2 separate regions of the Mus musculus genome follow, and region 1 is linked to region 2. The links are chromatin loops, found by intact Hi-C in ENCODE. Cell type or tissue: heart. All regions are shown on one strand. Links, peaks and the distances in the headings refer to the core of each region. The heading gives the core; the rest is flanking DNA.

Evidence for each region. Hi-C counts contacts between places; a loop is a spot of excess contacts. Peaks named below come from ENCODE experiments on the same cell type or tissue, not always from the same donor. Only the 100,000 strongest peaks of a DNase experiment are listed, where the experiment ranks them.
Region 1: a loop joins it to region 2, with 6 times the contacts of the local background. A loop is called at or near these places in 1 of 42 quality-filtered maps.

The regions. Positions count from the first base shown.
Region 1 is chr13:56,610,526-56,617,898 of GRCm38, reverse strand. It overlaps Tgfbi (transforming growth factor, beta induced), which reads right to left. Exons shown (of 17, transcript NM_009369.5): 2 at 3,561-3,659. Among named protein-coding and RNA genes, the nearest start is that of Tgfbi, 4.6 kb to the right of the region's middle. In heart, for the core only: a CTCF peak has its summit at 1,826 (motif pointing left); DNase peaks (open chromatin) are centred at 2,475, 4,118, 5,350 and 5,948; H3K4me3 peaks cover 345 bases; H3K27ac peaks cover 3,273 bases.
Region 2 is chr13:56,073,680-56,081,052 of GRCm38, reverse strand. Macroh2a1 (macroH2A.1 histone) reads left to right here. Exons shown (of 9, transcript NM_001159513.1): 9 at 6,661-7,373. The coding sequence ends at 6,826. Among named protein-coding and RNA genes, the nearest start is that of Gm31485, 44 kb to the left of the region's middle. In heart, for the core only: no CTCF peak of the experiment used is centred there; no DNase peak of the experiment used is centred there.

The DNA of each region.
Region 1 (7,373 bases), core at 1,286-6,285, 540 kb before region 2:
AGGTTGGGATGGGACTGCTCTCACTCCCATGTGCCAGCTTCCCTACTGGTCCTTCTGCACAACCTTCGGGATGCCGTAGCTCCAGCCATGGTTGTGACATCTCAGTAAAGTCAGCTTCAACAAGGATGCTGAACAGACCCCGCCGCTATCCTCACCTAAGAGGCCTGCCGAGAAGCAGCCGGGCTTCTCTCTTAAGCCACACATAAAACTTTACGGTTCCCTACCAAACCAGGGCCTGAAATCACAGTGTGGGCTGCTGTCTGTCACCTACAAGTCTCTTTAGCTGTTGTGTTGCTAGGGTGCTCTACAGCTCTCAAGTAAAAACTGAGGTGACTTTCTAAGTCACAGAATTCACTCAACCACCCAACAGGGCTCCTCTACCAACCATGTCCTACAAGCCACAAAACAGGGTTCCTTTGCCAACCATGTCCTGCAAACCATCAAACAGAGGTCCTCTGCCAACTATGTCCTGCAAGCCACCAACCAGGGCTCCTCTGCCAACCATGTCCTACAAGCCACCAACCAGGGCTCCTCTGCCAACCATGTCCTATAAGCCACCAACCAGGGCTCCTCTGCCAACCATGTCCTGCAGGCCACCAGCCAGGGCTTCTCGGCCAACCATGTCCTGCAGTAAGTCAGCACAACACAGTTTGATGCTTTGACACAGAGTTCTCAGATTCTTCTCTCCCTGAAAACGCAGACAGCTACTGTCGGAAGACCCAGTGGCATGCTGAGTGTGACATAGGTCTTTTGCCATCTCTCTAGTGACCTCACAGGACATGATCTTTACCTCCACGCTTGGTGTTCATCACCTATTTTTCCAGATCAAAATTTCCTTCTGGCCTCAGGGCCCTTGAGAGACTCCCCCCGCCCCCCTCTCATCCCAGTGCACGCTTCCGAAGCAGCTCCCCTGACATCTCCCTGAGAAAATGCCAGTGCCCGTGCTGGCTTGTCAAGACGGTCTTCTGCTCCAGCCACCACAAGTCTAGCCTCAGTCTTCATCCAACAAGGCACCACTAAGGACCCAGTCTCCGGGGATAACATTAATTCCAGCCAGTATGGCCCCCTACCTAGCACTTTATTATGGTCAGAAGGTAGCAACCTTGGAGACCTCTCCCCTATGCAGACCGCTATCCTGTGAAGCTCTTAGCCCTTAAGGACAACAGAGATGAGTTCCATCTCTTTTCTTTTCCCCTCTCTTTGTCCTCTGGGACTCTTCCAAGTCAGCTCCACCTTCCTGAGGCCAAGGCCGCACAGGATGTTCCAGCGGGGATCATAAAGGTTTTTTTTTTTTTCTATCGGCTCGAGTTTTCTTCTGCTTACTTCCTCTTTTTTTTTTTTTTTTTTTTTTTTGAGGTTTGCCAAAGCAGCCGCTACATTCATGAGTTGGATGTGAGTGTCTTTTCCTCTTAGCTTTGTGAGCTAGGTCAAAGTCTGGATGGCCTTAACCTTGACTGACCCCACTACAAACAGCATTCTCCCACCCACGACCTCATAGATCTTCCTCTTCCTGGAGATGGTGGTGCACCTCCCCCCACCCCCACCCCTCCTACCCCCCTACTCAGTGGGATGGGAGGGCTGCTCTGCTACCTCACTGTGCTCACACCCTGCGGCTGGCACGTTCCTCAACCCGGCACGTTCCTCAACCCCGCACCCGGAGAAGAGATGCAGTTAGGAGGAGTCAATAAGCCAACGCAACTCACTATCAGCATCCTGTGTATGGGACCTCTCAAGAAACGCCATCAAGTCACCATAGAGTTCCTCAGTCAAACTCTGTGACACTGGACCATCTGAAACAGGATGGCAGATGCCACCCTGTGGTCAGCTTGCTCATAGAAGCTCTGTAAAACCTGAGGCTCTGACATGAAGCTCTGCTGCTTGGCACAGCACACTGGGCATCTTCCAAGAAGCAATTACATGGGGCCCGACCTGACTTCGTGTTTAATTAAGCAATTCGTGTTTGAGTAGATTATGTATGCCTATGAGTATATCCATCAGTACTGGGAGGTGTTGGTTTTTAAAACTCAGCGCCCAGCAAGAATGTTCTATGTAGAATTTGCATAATCTCTTTTTTGTTCTAAACAGCAAAACTTTCCGCTGAGCATCTGATCACTGAACCTGGGAGGTATCCCTGCTCACACCACTCTTAGAGGCTGGGCTGTCCAGTGGGTGGGAGCCACTGTCATGACTGTGCAAAGACTCCCAGAGAGCTGCAGGCCTCACTCCTGTCCTGCTCTATGAGACCAGGATCAATAACTACCTAATAATCGGAGCCACACATGGTGCGTTCATTTCCACGGGTATGTTCAGGGAACAGTGTTTTCCTTCTCTCAGTGGGAGACGGTTGCTTGAAGGCATGAGGAACACAATTGTAAAAATCTCTCACGCTGGGATAAGTTCAGGGGACTCTTCCCATTTTTCAGAAAAGAGGAACGTCAGGCCCCCCACAAGTGGCTCAGGGGGGTTGCCTGGCACAACTTCCCTTGTGTAGATCTGAGACCTGTTGATTGGCAGTGCGGAAAGCCGATTAGGTTTCCCAGAGTTCGGTTAGAACATGCATTCAACTGCTTCCACCAGGGAGCCAGGCCGTGAAGGCAGAGGCCACCTCCCTCCACAAAGAGAGGTACCCACAAGGCCTACTGTGAGCACCAGGCTCCATGGGTGTGCCCGTGCTTCTGTATGTGTGGTCTACATGTGATATTCTGGGGTTGTAGTTAGAATGCACAGGCACCATTGTCTTCTCATGAATATTACTCAATCCACTCCTCATTAGGGTAGCAGGTCCTCCTGCTGTGCCCATTTTGCACACAAAGCAACTGAGGCTACAAAAAAAAATGGACCATCCTCCAAGTAAGTGGCAGAGCCAGAGTCTGAGCTGGAGTCTGAGCGAGCCCATGTCTTACTTTGTTATACTGCTTCCTGGTGTGCACATTCCTAGGCACCAAGACTTTCTGAAGTGTTTACTTTGGCTTGCTGAGCAAGGGTCGCCTTTGGGATAAGTTCGCCAAGAGCCTTTCATTCCCAGAATGCTCCTCTGAACAGTTCTGTCATTTGGTGAGAGAAACACACATGCACACATGCCATGCACACACACACACACACACACACACACACACACACACACACACACACTCAACACAGCACGCTTCCTGCAACCCTGAAACCGCCTTGATCAGTGTTACCAAGTCTCGTCAGCAGCCCTAAAAATCTAAAACAAAGTCAAACAGCTTCTCAAAATGCCACACCCCACACATTCCCTGACATGTCTGTCCTTGTGTCCTCATCTCCTTAGTCAGCCTGACCTGTGCTAGAGCTGGCCAGCCCAGGGCACCATTGGCTGACTCACTTACACACACACACACACACACACACACACACACACACACTCACACACACACTCACACACACACTCACAGTGTGTGACCTCCTTGACAGCTCTCTTTCACACACACAGTATGGCTCCTTGGCAGCTGGCTCACACACACACACACACACACACACACACACACACACACACCTTTCTTGGTGGATGGAGGTCTTTGGTAGCTACAGATACTCACGTCGACTTGCCGCAGATCTTCCTCTGGTACCACTGCTTGCAGTTGGTGAAGTATTTCTTGTTGGTGCCAATGACCTTCTGCACAGCACATACATTGGGGCTGGAAACAAAGGTGACAGTGTTAGTGAGATGACCAGCAGTCAGTCCACACTGAGGTCTAGAGAAAGGAGAGACGGCCATTTTGGTGGTTTGGGGTAAATTCTGGCAGGGTCTTTGGACACCCTCCCCATAAAGTCTTCCCTTCAAGTAAATTCCTCATGTCTGTCTTACACGCTTCTCTGGCACGGGCAAATAATAAGTGTAAGTGAAAAGATCTTAAAAGTTTAGGTACGGGTTATGGGCTAAGAAAAGGAGTAAAATCCAAGCGACGCTGCTGAGACCTGCCAGCTCCCTATCTGTGCCTGCTCTGAGCAGACTTGGCATCTCAGTGTGTGCCAGAGGTCCTGTTGTCAGGAGGGGAGGGCTGCCAGCACTTCGCAGCCAGCTCCACAGACATGCTCTGCGTGTCTAGACCAGCTGCTTGGCTCCTGGGACAACACACTGGGAGGATCCACCCTGCAAACTAGGGTGCATGGCCAGCTGCTGTCAGGACTGACAGGGAGTGCCCTCCTACTTAACTCTCCATGGCTCATTGCTCAGAGCTGCCCCCCACTTCCTCCAGGACGTTTCCTTCCTTATTCTAAGCTGGGGTGCAGGCCTTACTTTGTGCTGGGCACCCAAAAGTTTCTATGACTAATCTGTAATGGATGTCCCTCTCTCCAGCTACCCTCAGGAATCATAAAGATAAGAGTTCCCGGTCCAGATAGAGTCGGGCAGAAATAGGCTCATTAGAAACGGTTGATAACAATTTAGTTTAAAAATATCTCCAATAAGTCCGGAAAAGCAGAAGCAAACACCCTGGGTTTCTGCTGAGGAGGCTTTTCTGGAGTTGGAGAGCACTGTTTGCATTTTCTTCTACTGAGCAACCAGTGTGGTGCTCAGGCCAGGTGAAGGTGGGTACTTCTTTGGAGCTCCTGGGCAAAGGGAGCTGCCATGCTGGGTGATGACAAAGGGGAGGGAGGCTCTTCCTGAGCAGACAGCAGGGCAGGCTTCGTAAGTCAGAAAAGTAAAGACAACAGATTCAGTTTTCATGAGATGTCCGTGTTCACGCAGCTTCAGGCCCATTCAGAGGTGGGCACGATTTCTTCAATAGCAATTTCCAACACTTTAAAGATGCAATGCAGAGAGGCAGGAGGACGGCTCTGAGTTCAAGGCTTACCTGGGCTACACAGCGAGTTGAAGTCTCTCTGGACTAGCTAGTTAACAAACTAAACTAACTGTGGTCCATAGAATTCTATGAGGAGCATGGGGTCTGGGGCAGGGGATCTGTGGCTACCCCCTCATCGTTTGGGCAGTGTCCATAGCTGGATGCTTGATTGGGTGGTTGTTCCTTCTGACCCTCTATCTCTCCCCCACTTCCTTTCTATACGAAGCATACGTCTGTTTTCTGTTGTTGTTTAATAGACAAGAGTGAGCAGAGCAGTCGTGATATTAGTAAAGTCATCTTGACAGAAGACAACTGGTTAAAGGCTGGATCAGCCCACCTTAGGTGGGTCTCTCCAGGTACTTAGAGGCTCTGCAGCCAGAGATCCACACGTTTCACTCAAGGTCCTCGAATAACCCCCAGAGAGCTCCCACGGGCCACGCTCCAGCCCCCAATCATCCTCACTGCTGTACAATCCCAGAAGTTCTCCTGTCCAACTGAGCGAGCAGGAAGTAATTACTGTGGCTGAATTCCCTGCAGCTCTCCATGGGCGGCCGGCGGCTCTTCAGCGAGTCTCTGTGGATTTGGCTCCAGCATTCCTCGACTGTGTAGAGTTTCCACTGCTCCTGCCCCTGTGACAGGAGCAGAAGCTGGGGGTGGAGGTAAGCTGAGTCCACAGGAAATCTGTGCTGAAATGTGCTCAAAATGAGCAGGTCATTCCTGGGCTTCTGCCCCAAGACAACTCTGCTGGTCCACTTGCATCTGAAAACCAAGTACTTCTGGAAGTTCCATCCAGTTTCTCTCAATGCCATTCAAAAGCGTGGCCAGCTTTCACTTGCTTTGTGTTGGTGCTCCCCACTCCCATTGTTACACAGACACAGCTGGGAGCCAACAGACCACCCAGCAACCCCTCTGCTCCTACCAGCTTTCTGTGTTTGCCTCCTAAGCATCAGTTTCACCTTCTGTAAAATAGGAATTTTGCAGTGGCTGGGGGCAGGGGCATGAGGAGGCAAAGGCAGCGGGGCCATGAATGACTGTGCACTACTGCCCAGTGGCTAGGTACAGAGTCCTTCCCCTCTCTCACGGGACACCCTGCACTTCCCCAAACTTCCCTTTTCTCCAGCTCTCACTTTGAATCAAGGGCTGGAGCTGGAACAAGGTTATCCATCTGCACAAGGTACCACACCCATGTGTGCAAGGCCAGGCAGTCCCGTGGTTTTTCAGGGACAGTTAGGTCAGAGTAAATGCAACTATGTAACAATGCCTGTAACCATTTGCCACTGCTTGTGTGCCTCTGGGGAATCCAGATTCCCCTTAGAGAAGGGTGCTGCTGTGGTCTTTCTCATATTTATTTTGAGATGGGATCTCCTTTTGAATTGCCCGCCTCTTTTTCCAGCCTCAGGAGTAGATGGGATGGAAGGTATGCATCCTCCCGCTCAGCACATCATCTCTTGATCCATCAGCCTATTGTAGATTACTTGCTACAAGTTTTCCAGCTCAGGGCAAGAACCTCAGAGAAGTGAATCGAAATCATTCGCTCATTTTGTGTTTGTTGGAAGCACATGCCACAGTGAGCTTCCCACAACATTTGGAAGGCTGGTTCACTTATTCCATGTGGGTCATCAGGCTTGGCAGCCCGGACCTTAGCTGAGCCACCTCACTGGTCCACATCTGAAGTTTCTTAAAGCACTGGTTTTCCTGACAGTGTCCTGGGCTCTGAAGGGAAGGAGGCTGGCCTCAGAGATAGATCTTACACGATATCTCTAGAGACCTTTCACTGTGGCTGTTGACATTGCAGCTCTGGGTTACGACACTGCAGGGTGACCTGTGGTGATCTTAGTGGTTAGGAGGAAGGAGGGAACAGAACTGAATGCAACATTCAAGAAAGGCAGTGGGACCCAAAGGTGAACCGGGCAGGGATGAGAGATGCTCTGGCTTTCCATGTTTGGCTCTGAGGCTTCAAATCTGCATTTTTCCTATCTGCCCTCTCAATCCTTCATACCCACAGCCTAAGTTAAAATATGACCCAAGGACCTTTTCCACTGCCTGTCTCCTTTCAGGAGGCCGTGAAGCCTGGCTTGGTTCTGTTCTGCCTGTGGCCAGTCCCGCACCCAGCAACTTGTTTTGCCCCAAGCACTGAACATCTGGGGGGGCTACAAGAGACTGGAAAGCCACATGCAGAAGAAAGGTAACTTCTCCCTAAAATTCGCATCCTTTACTCGAGTCCAGAGTCTACCCAGTTGCTGGAGGCTGAAGCTGTGTCTGGGTCTAAAAAGACAACCGCCACTGGCCACATGGTTTGTTTTTCCTTTAGATCTGAATATAGATCTGTGTAGTCTGTTGGAGAGTTGGGAATAGCCTGGGGTGCGAATGCCTGATCATGGGCACCAGGCCTCCCCGGAAGTCAGTACTCTACTTTTCCCATAGAGTTTTCCTCTAGTATAAATGATGTTCATACACCCAGGTAGTCTGGACATGCAACAAAGCTGGGCTCTGTTTGGAGCAGGCATGACCTGGTTGTGTGTAGAAATACCATGCCAGGCTCTTCATCAGGGCAAAGCCTTGGCCAGA
Region 2 (7,373 bases), core at 1,082-6,081:
CTAGATGGCCCGTTAAGCCCCTCTTAAAGCATTCAGCTGCTTCTCTCATCCCGAGCCCCCATTCTGCCAACGAGAAGCCCTGCAGTCAGGCCAATCACAGAAGTGCCCAGTCCATGTATCGACTCTGTCTTAGCTAGAGTTTCTATTGTTGCAAAGAGACTCCATGACCATGGCCTTACCAAGGAAAGCATTTAACTAGAGGCTGGCTTACAGTCAAAGGTTTAGTCCATTATCAGCATCATGGGAAGGGTGGTGGCACGCAGGTGGACATGGTGCTGAGAGGTAGCTGGGAGCTGTACATCTGGACTGGCAGGCAGCAAGAACAGAGTGAGTCACTGGGCCTGGCTTGAACTTCTGAAACCTGAAAGCCCTCCCAATGTGATACTTCCTCCAATAAGGATACGCCTCCCAATAGTGTCACTCTGTATGTGCCTGTGGGGCCCAGTTTTGCTCAAACTATAATAGCCCTCGATCCCTTTTGCTTTTCTTCCCTAGAATGTTTTATCTCGCATCCCATGGCTGTAGGTGAACTTACAAGGTGGGGCTGAATGAATGAGCACTTAGGGCCGGCCCGCCCCAGCTCCAGCTCCTTCCTGCCCGTCATGTACCCTAGGTGTACTTAGGAGATCCACCCTTCAAATCAGAGAATCAGGACAGTGTAGTCCTGCCACTGAGTGCGGATCCAGGTCAGACCTAGCCATAGACCATTCCCTGGGAAGCCCATCATCCCAGTTTGAGGCTTCTGTCCCTCCTTTATCCAAGGCAGAATAGGGTAACGGCATCGAGTAGCTGTCCTATCAGGCAGTCTCTGCCCTGTGGGCTAAAAGCAGCTCTTGCTCAACACTCCCTCCTGTTCTCATAAGAACTGTGAAGGACAGAGCCCATGCTCCCTCTTGGGCTGCACTAAGATCTCACACCTTCAGGCCCCACTGTGGTCAGGTCTCTGGCTGTTGCTGAGTGACCCTGTTTCTCTGGAGCCTTTTGCTGTTCCTGACTGTGATGACAGAGGGAGCCTATCCCTCCCAGGCCAGCAACTGTGGAAGATTCTCACTCTCTCCCCAGTCTACAGTGTTGAACACCAGGGCTTCCTTTGCCAGCGGTCCCTCACTCCCGTGTTGTTCAAATATGTAGTCTTCCTTGGATCTCTGGATGAAAGACCAAAATTAGCCCAAGATGAGCTTGAAGGATTACTGAGCAGACAGGAAAGCTCACACCTGTGCCTACAGCTCACACCTGTGCCTGCTCACACCTGTGCCTACAGCTTACACCTGTGCCTGCAGCTTGCTCACTCATAAACACAGACAATTGAACCTTCCCAGTGCCCTTTTCTTCTGCTATGCAAGTATCTGCAAACACAAGTGTCTGCTCTTGCCACAGAACTTGCCACAGAACTGGATGTGGTATAGGTGCCTGGGCCCCTCCCAAAATAGATTCAAGACCATTCTTTAATAGTGCTTCTGGATCAGAGCTTAAGCAGCCATACTTACTGCTCCTACCTCCCATAGAAGGTCAGGCCTTTGGCACTGTGTTGCCGTGCTGTGTGACCTCTGGTAAATGAATCAGTCTCTCTGTTCTGGGCTGGGCCTTCCCTAATAAGTGAGGCAGGCCGTGGGGTCTGCCCTTCTTCACAGATGGTTCTGAGGCTCGGTTAATTGATGCTTCGGATGCACTTTGATCTGCCCTGATGAAAGATGCTTCTGCAGAGCAGGGCCGTAGAACCTTTATTGGAGGTAATAATTTCACGCTCTTTCATATGGCTATTGGGAAATTCTTAATTGAAGCATAAAAGTCATTCTCATAAAAGAACATCTGTTATTACAAACTTATTTACATTTTTCACGGAGTAAAAGTTTTTAAAAATAATGAGTGGGAAGCTTTTAAAGGGCGGAATGCCAAAGGCAGCAGCACATGTGCGACTCCCCTGGCCACATCTGTCAGGCAGACCTCGTCCCCACAGCCCCGCAGACAGCTGCCCTCCCTCGCTCGCTTGCTTGCTCTCATAGGGAAAGAATGGGATTAGATCAGGCCCACCAGTAAATCACAGGGCTGAAGGGAACGAAGCGGCTTGTCTGTGGCATCCCGTGTCTCTGGCACAGAAGTCGGGGTGGAATGCAAACATGGGGAGGAGCTGGGAGCACTTCCCCCAGAGGAGCTGCTGGTGGCCCCCGGGGAAGGCGGGGGCAGCGCTGGCCTGCTCCTGCTGCCCCAGGCTCTGACTAGAGGCAAGGAGACCCTTCCATGTGATCCTGGCCTTGGTCGCAAGGCTAATACACACCTTGTGCTGTTAGACGCGAGGAAGGGACCCCCTTGGGACAGCATGAGGTGACACACTAGTGTGGGGCTTAGAATAAACCCACCTCAGACTTAGAGCACAGAAAGAAAACAGCTTGTGCTTCTCTAACACCCACCGTGTATGGACATTCACAGAGCCCCGGGTGCCACTAGACATCTCAGCTCCACTGTCACCCAGTACCAAGGAGTGCGCCTTTTCCTTTACTCGCTGTTCAACACTATACCTGCCCTCCACTTAGTTGTCCTGTTACCTTCTCCTTGCTCAACACCCTAAATCTGCTCTCAGCTGAGTTCCATTTCAAATCTCCCATCTGGGGAAGTTTCCAGTGACCGCTCCACTGGGGATCTCACATGGCTGGTGACTATCCCTCCAAAGCATGGCAAAGTTCTCATTCCCATCTCCTGCTTCTCTTTTCCTCGCCTTTGGAAAATTGGTCACTCCTCAGTACTGGATGACTGTTAACTTCAGAGGTCAAATAGCCACATATAGAGGGTTAAGGCTGGCACCGAGGCCACACAGCTCATCCTTGGCTAAGAGGACAAGAGCTTGCTTCCAGGGCCCCAAGCTCTGAAGCTTGTACTGTGGGGCAGGCTGGACCTGCCACATGCTGCATGTGTGTTCTCCGTGCCTAGCATCCCTGCCCACGTGCCCACTGCACTCAGACTTCCCTGGGAAGTGTTATACCTCAGTGTTGTCTGAGCTACTACCAAGGGCAGCACAGCAGCCGCCTGGACCCCAGTGCGGCTTTAGAAGAAGAGGAGAGACCAGAACCCACCCTGAAGGCCTCTGGGCCTGCAGGTGTTTGGAGGGCTGGGAGGGAGAGACTGGTCCCTGATTATTCTGACTGCTAGCTGCGGTAAACAGCCACCACCATCCTCGGGACATTCCTCCTTGAGCTCAGAGCTCTACGCTTCTCTACCAGAAGTAGCCTTCGGAGAGTCAAGCAGCCATTCTAGTGCCACAGAGAATGTGGGAAGATGGTTGAGGCCCGGGGTTACCTGCATGGCACAGAGATCTAATCCTAGCAGAAGTGATGATATAGGAGGTGAGAGCCATGTCCCCACATTACCCAAAGCGCCCCTCTTCTCCCTCCAACACAGCTGCCCAGACTTCTCCATCTCTGGGTCTCCAGCTGGCCTGTTCCTCGCAGTGGCCCTTCCCCTCCCAGAGGTGATGAGGCTTAGCAAGACCTCCATAGGGAACCCCTGAGATCTCTTTGCACTCGCCTAGGAAAGTGGGGCTACATGTGGAGAAAGGGTGTTCCAGACGCAGCAGGACTGACCCAAGGGAAGCTCACATGACTTTAGTGTATGCCAGGTATGGCCCAAGGCTGGTAGAACAGGGGACAGCGCTAAGCAATGGACTTGAGGTGCTGTGAACAAAAGCCACCAGTGAGAGGAGGGGAGTCTGGGAGGGGAGCACAGGTGGATGCAGTGGCATCACCCCCTAATTACAGCATACTTTCAGGAAATTCCTGTCTGCACTTGGGGAACCAGTACACCCTGCACAAGGGTAGCTGGAATCCAAATCTAAACTCCAGAGCAGAAGCCCCAAGCCCCGAGTCTTTGATGTCCACCCAAGTTAGAGAAAACGGCAGAGACCTGGCAAGACAGGAGTGGTGTTCACATGGGAGCCGAGGCAGTGCCTGTACTCAGGAGCCTGTACTGTCTGTACCAGCATCCAGGGCCGCCGCCCTCCAGCACAGCTGGCCGCCGTAGACACTGGGTGGCAGCTCTCTAGCAAGCTGAGACCAGCGTTGCTTACAATGCCGACAATCATTCTGCCCTAGCTGTCTGGGGGTCTGGAGGGTGTAGTCTACCACCTTTAGAATGATTCTGGGAGTCCGAGATGTTCTCTAGTGGGCCTGAGCTGCACTCTGCTGCCTGATACACATCATCCTGTCCCATGTCCGACTTGACACAGAAGCCTGGGGCTTTCGGCTGCCTGGTCTCTCTGTCCTGGGGGGAAGGGCATGTGCTCAGGTCACCCATGGGCTACATGATGGGGTAGCCAAGGCACAGTGTGGCTACAACTGCCCTCACCCTTGGGGAGCAGGGACAGCTGTGGAGTGTCAGCATCCCACGCATCTGCTTTGTCACCTGTACGTCTAACTAGGGCAGCCCATCTTGCTTTCTGCTTTTCCCCAGGGCCTGCTACTTTAGAGCATGGCTCCCACTCACCCAGCAGTGGGCCACAGTAGCAGAAGGATGTGCTGAGGTGGGCACTACCGGTACAAACCTCTCGCCCTCCCTTTCCCCACTCTCTGTACTCTGAGAGTCTAGATTACCGAGTCCTGCCCCACTGCCTACACATAGAGCATCGTTCCCAGCCAGAATGGCTGAAGGCCTGAGGGGCAGAAGTTCCAGGTCTGGAGTGCAAGACAGGCTATGCATGATGTCAGCACCAATCTCAGGTTCAGAGTTAGATCACAGGAGCCCTCCCTCAGCACCAATTACATACCCCTTTCCAGGGCCACAGCTGAACCGGCTACAAGTGACCCGCTCACTTGATGCTCTTAGGAAACTTAGGGGAATAGGCCGGGGCAACATGATCATCACATCACACACTTGGTGTGTGCCAGGCAGAGGGCAAGCACACCAGCTGGCTGATTACACAGGAGCACACAGCTGTGACCCTTTGGCTACTGGGAATTGCCGGAGGCCTTCCTCAGCTTGGCTCACCAGAACAGGTGTGAAGTGAGGCGGGCGGGCCTTTGGCAGCTGAGCCTGGCACCGGTGGACGAAGGGCCACACCTCCCCTTGCAGAGAACAGCTCCTTGCACTTCTCAGAGCCCATCTATTTATCCAGGTTATGCCTGCAGACTGAGGTCTGCCTCTCTGTTCCCTGGGCCTGAGAGCAGGCTCCAGCAGGATACACACAGCTGGCTATGGGCTGCACCACTGGAATGCACTCTGAGCAACAGATTGAGCATACCTCCTCCAGCAGTTCCCACCCAGCCTACTGTGCCAGCTGCCTGGTGTCCCGCGGTACCCTGACTTCTGTCATCATGTCCCTGATGTCCTCCAGCTTAGATGTCACCAGTCCCATTCTGGGAAGTCAACCAGACTGTCTGGAACTCCAAGCAGAGCTGTGTGTAGAGGGGTCCTGAGCCTGTATCACACCCCCACGGTGGCCCTCTAAGAATGCTCAGTGTTCCCGAAGCACGTAGGACTGCCCTGGTCCCGGGTCTCCCAGGTGAAAGCAGGGTCACGTGAGCTTTTCTTCTGTGGCCATGTGACGCCTTGAGCACCGGCAGCTGTGGAGAACGTGGCTCCCCGGGTGGGTCCGTGTCACGGGCACAGTGCAGAAAACCGGGGGTGCTGTGACCACATTGTCATCCCATAGAAGACCAGCCAGAATGGCAGGCAGGCGAAGGACCTCAGACTGCAGTGAGTGAGCAGAGGCATAGCTCTGAAAGGTGCTCCGAGCATAGCTTCCTTCCTGTAAGTGCGCGTGCAGCATTGAACCAGGAGCTGGCTCGGGCACACACGGACCCATCCGTGCTGAGCTCCCTCCCAGGTCATGAGTTCACATTCTGGGCCCCTTGTGACATTGATTGTCACACATCAGTGGCAGGATACTGACTCGGAGACTTCAGTGATAACCCGAAGTCAAGGTTATCCATACATGCCCCAGAACTCTGCTCTGCACCACAGCGGCTTCCCTGCCCTTTGCTGTGACACCAGCTGATGCAGTTTAGAGACGGGTCTCTGGACCCATGTTCACAGATGGCCTGGGTACTGCCTGTCCCCCATCTTGGTTCTGTCTGGATGATCTACAGTGGCCGTACTTTTGGTTTAGAATGAGTTGAGTTTGTTAGGCATGCAGTAAGCAGATAAGAGCACAGCAAGCGGCAGAGAGACCAGGTTGTGTTACGCTGACAACATCCAGCAGAAACAAACTCTAGAAGCCTAATGGAGAGAGAGAGCATGCATGAGCAAATGCAAACGGACTCGTAGAACTCAAAGCAGTCAGCAGTGACCTGCTGAGGGAGCCCACCAAGCAGTGCGGCTGTAGCACCGAGTTCTGAGCATCGCCCAGGCATGAGCTTGGCTTCTCGTCCTCACAGCAGACATTTTTATACTGCAGAATAGCAGGAACCTTGCTGGCTGGCTGCTCCTTCCCCTCGTGTCAGAGCCAGTCTGCCTCAGGACAAGGAGGCGAGGAGACCTGGGATAAGGAAGGTCACATTGTAGAGTTCAGTTCCCAAGTGCCAACAGCACACGGCAGTTCTCTAATACAACTTAACCCCGCGCGGACTTTCTTCATGCCCATGTGAGCCCAGTGTGAGGACCCCGCAGGGGAGGCCTGAGGTGGGCTCTCACCATAGACGCCCCGAGTGCTGACCACTATGCTCTCTCCTACAGGAACGGGTTCCCGAAGCAGACAGCGGCCCAGCTCATTCTGAAGGCCATCTCCAGCTACTTTGTCTCCACGATGTCCTCCTCCATCAAAACTGTGTACTTCATGCTTTTTGACAGTGAGAGCATAGGTATCTATGTGCAGGAAATGGCCAAGCTGGACGCCAACTAGGCCAGTGATCCCTAGAGCCAGCACATGCGGTGTCCCCCACCTCCAACTGGAAAGAAAGAAAAAAAAAAGAGAGAAAAAAAAATCCCCTCGCCTGGGACTCCTGTCCTCCTCAGTCCCGCTCACCTAGGGAAAATAAGGTTTTGGTTTCCGGTTTGATTGGTTTTTTTTTTTTTGGCCTTCTACAATGTTTTCTGTTAGCACTGATAGCCGGCATCGTCCTTGTTAAGCACTGCTTTCCAGACCGTGTCTGACTTAGTCAACCTAGAGGATTTTATAGTTTCACTCTAATGAAGTCCTGATTAACACAGAGCAGCGGAGCAGCGGTCCCTCCCCTGAGTGGCAGCAGCAGGAAGCCCCGTTTGTAATGTGCGTTGCGCTGCTTTACCGTACACCCAGTGGCATTCTTTTTACTATAACGGTTTTCCCCCCTCTCAGAAGAGAAATCTTAAAATTTGCAACAGACCTCCTAACTTTTGTTTACTTTTTTTGTCTTAACGATAGATTTGAAAATGAAAAATGTTAAAAAGACAACTGGATCTGTTGTCCG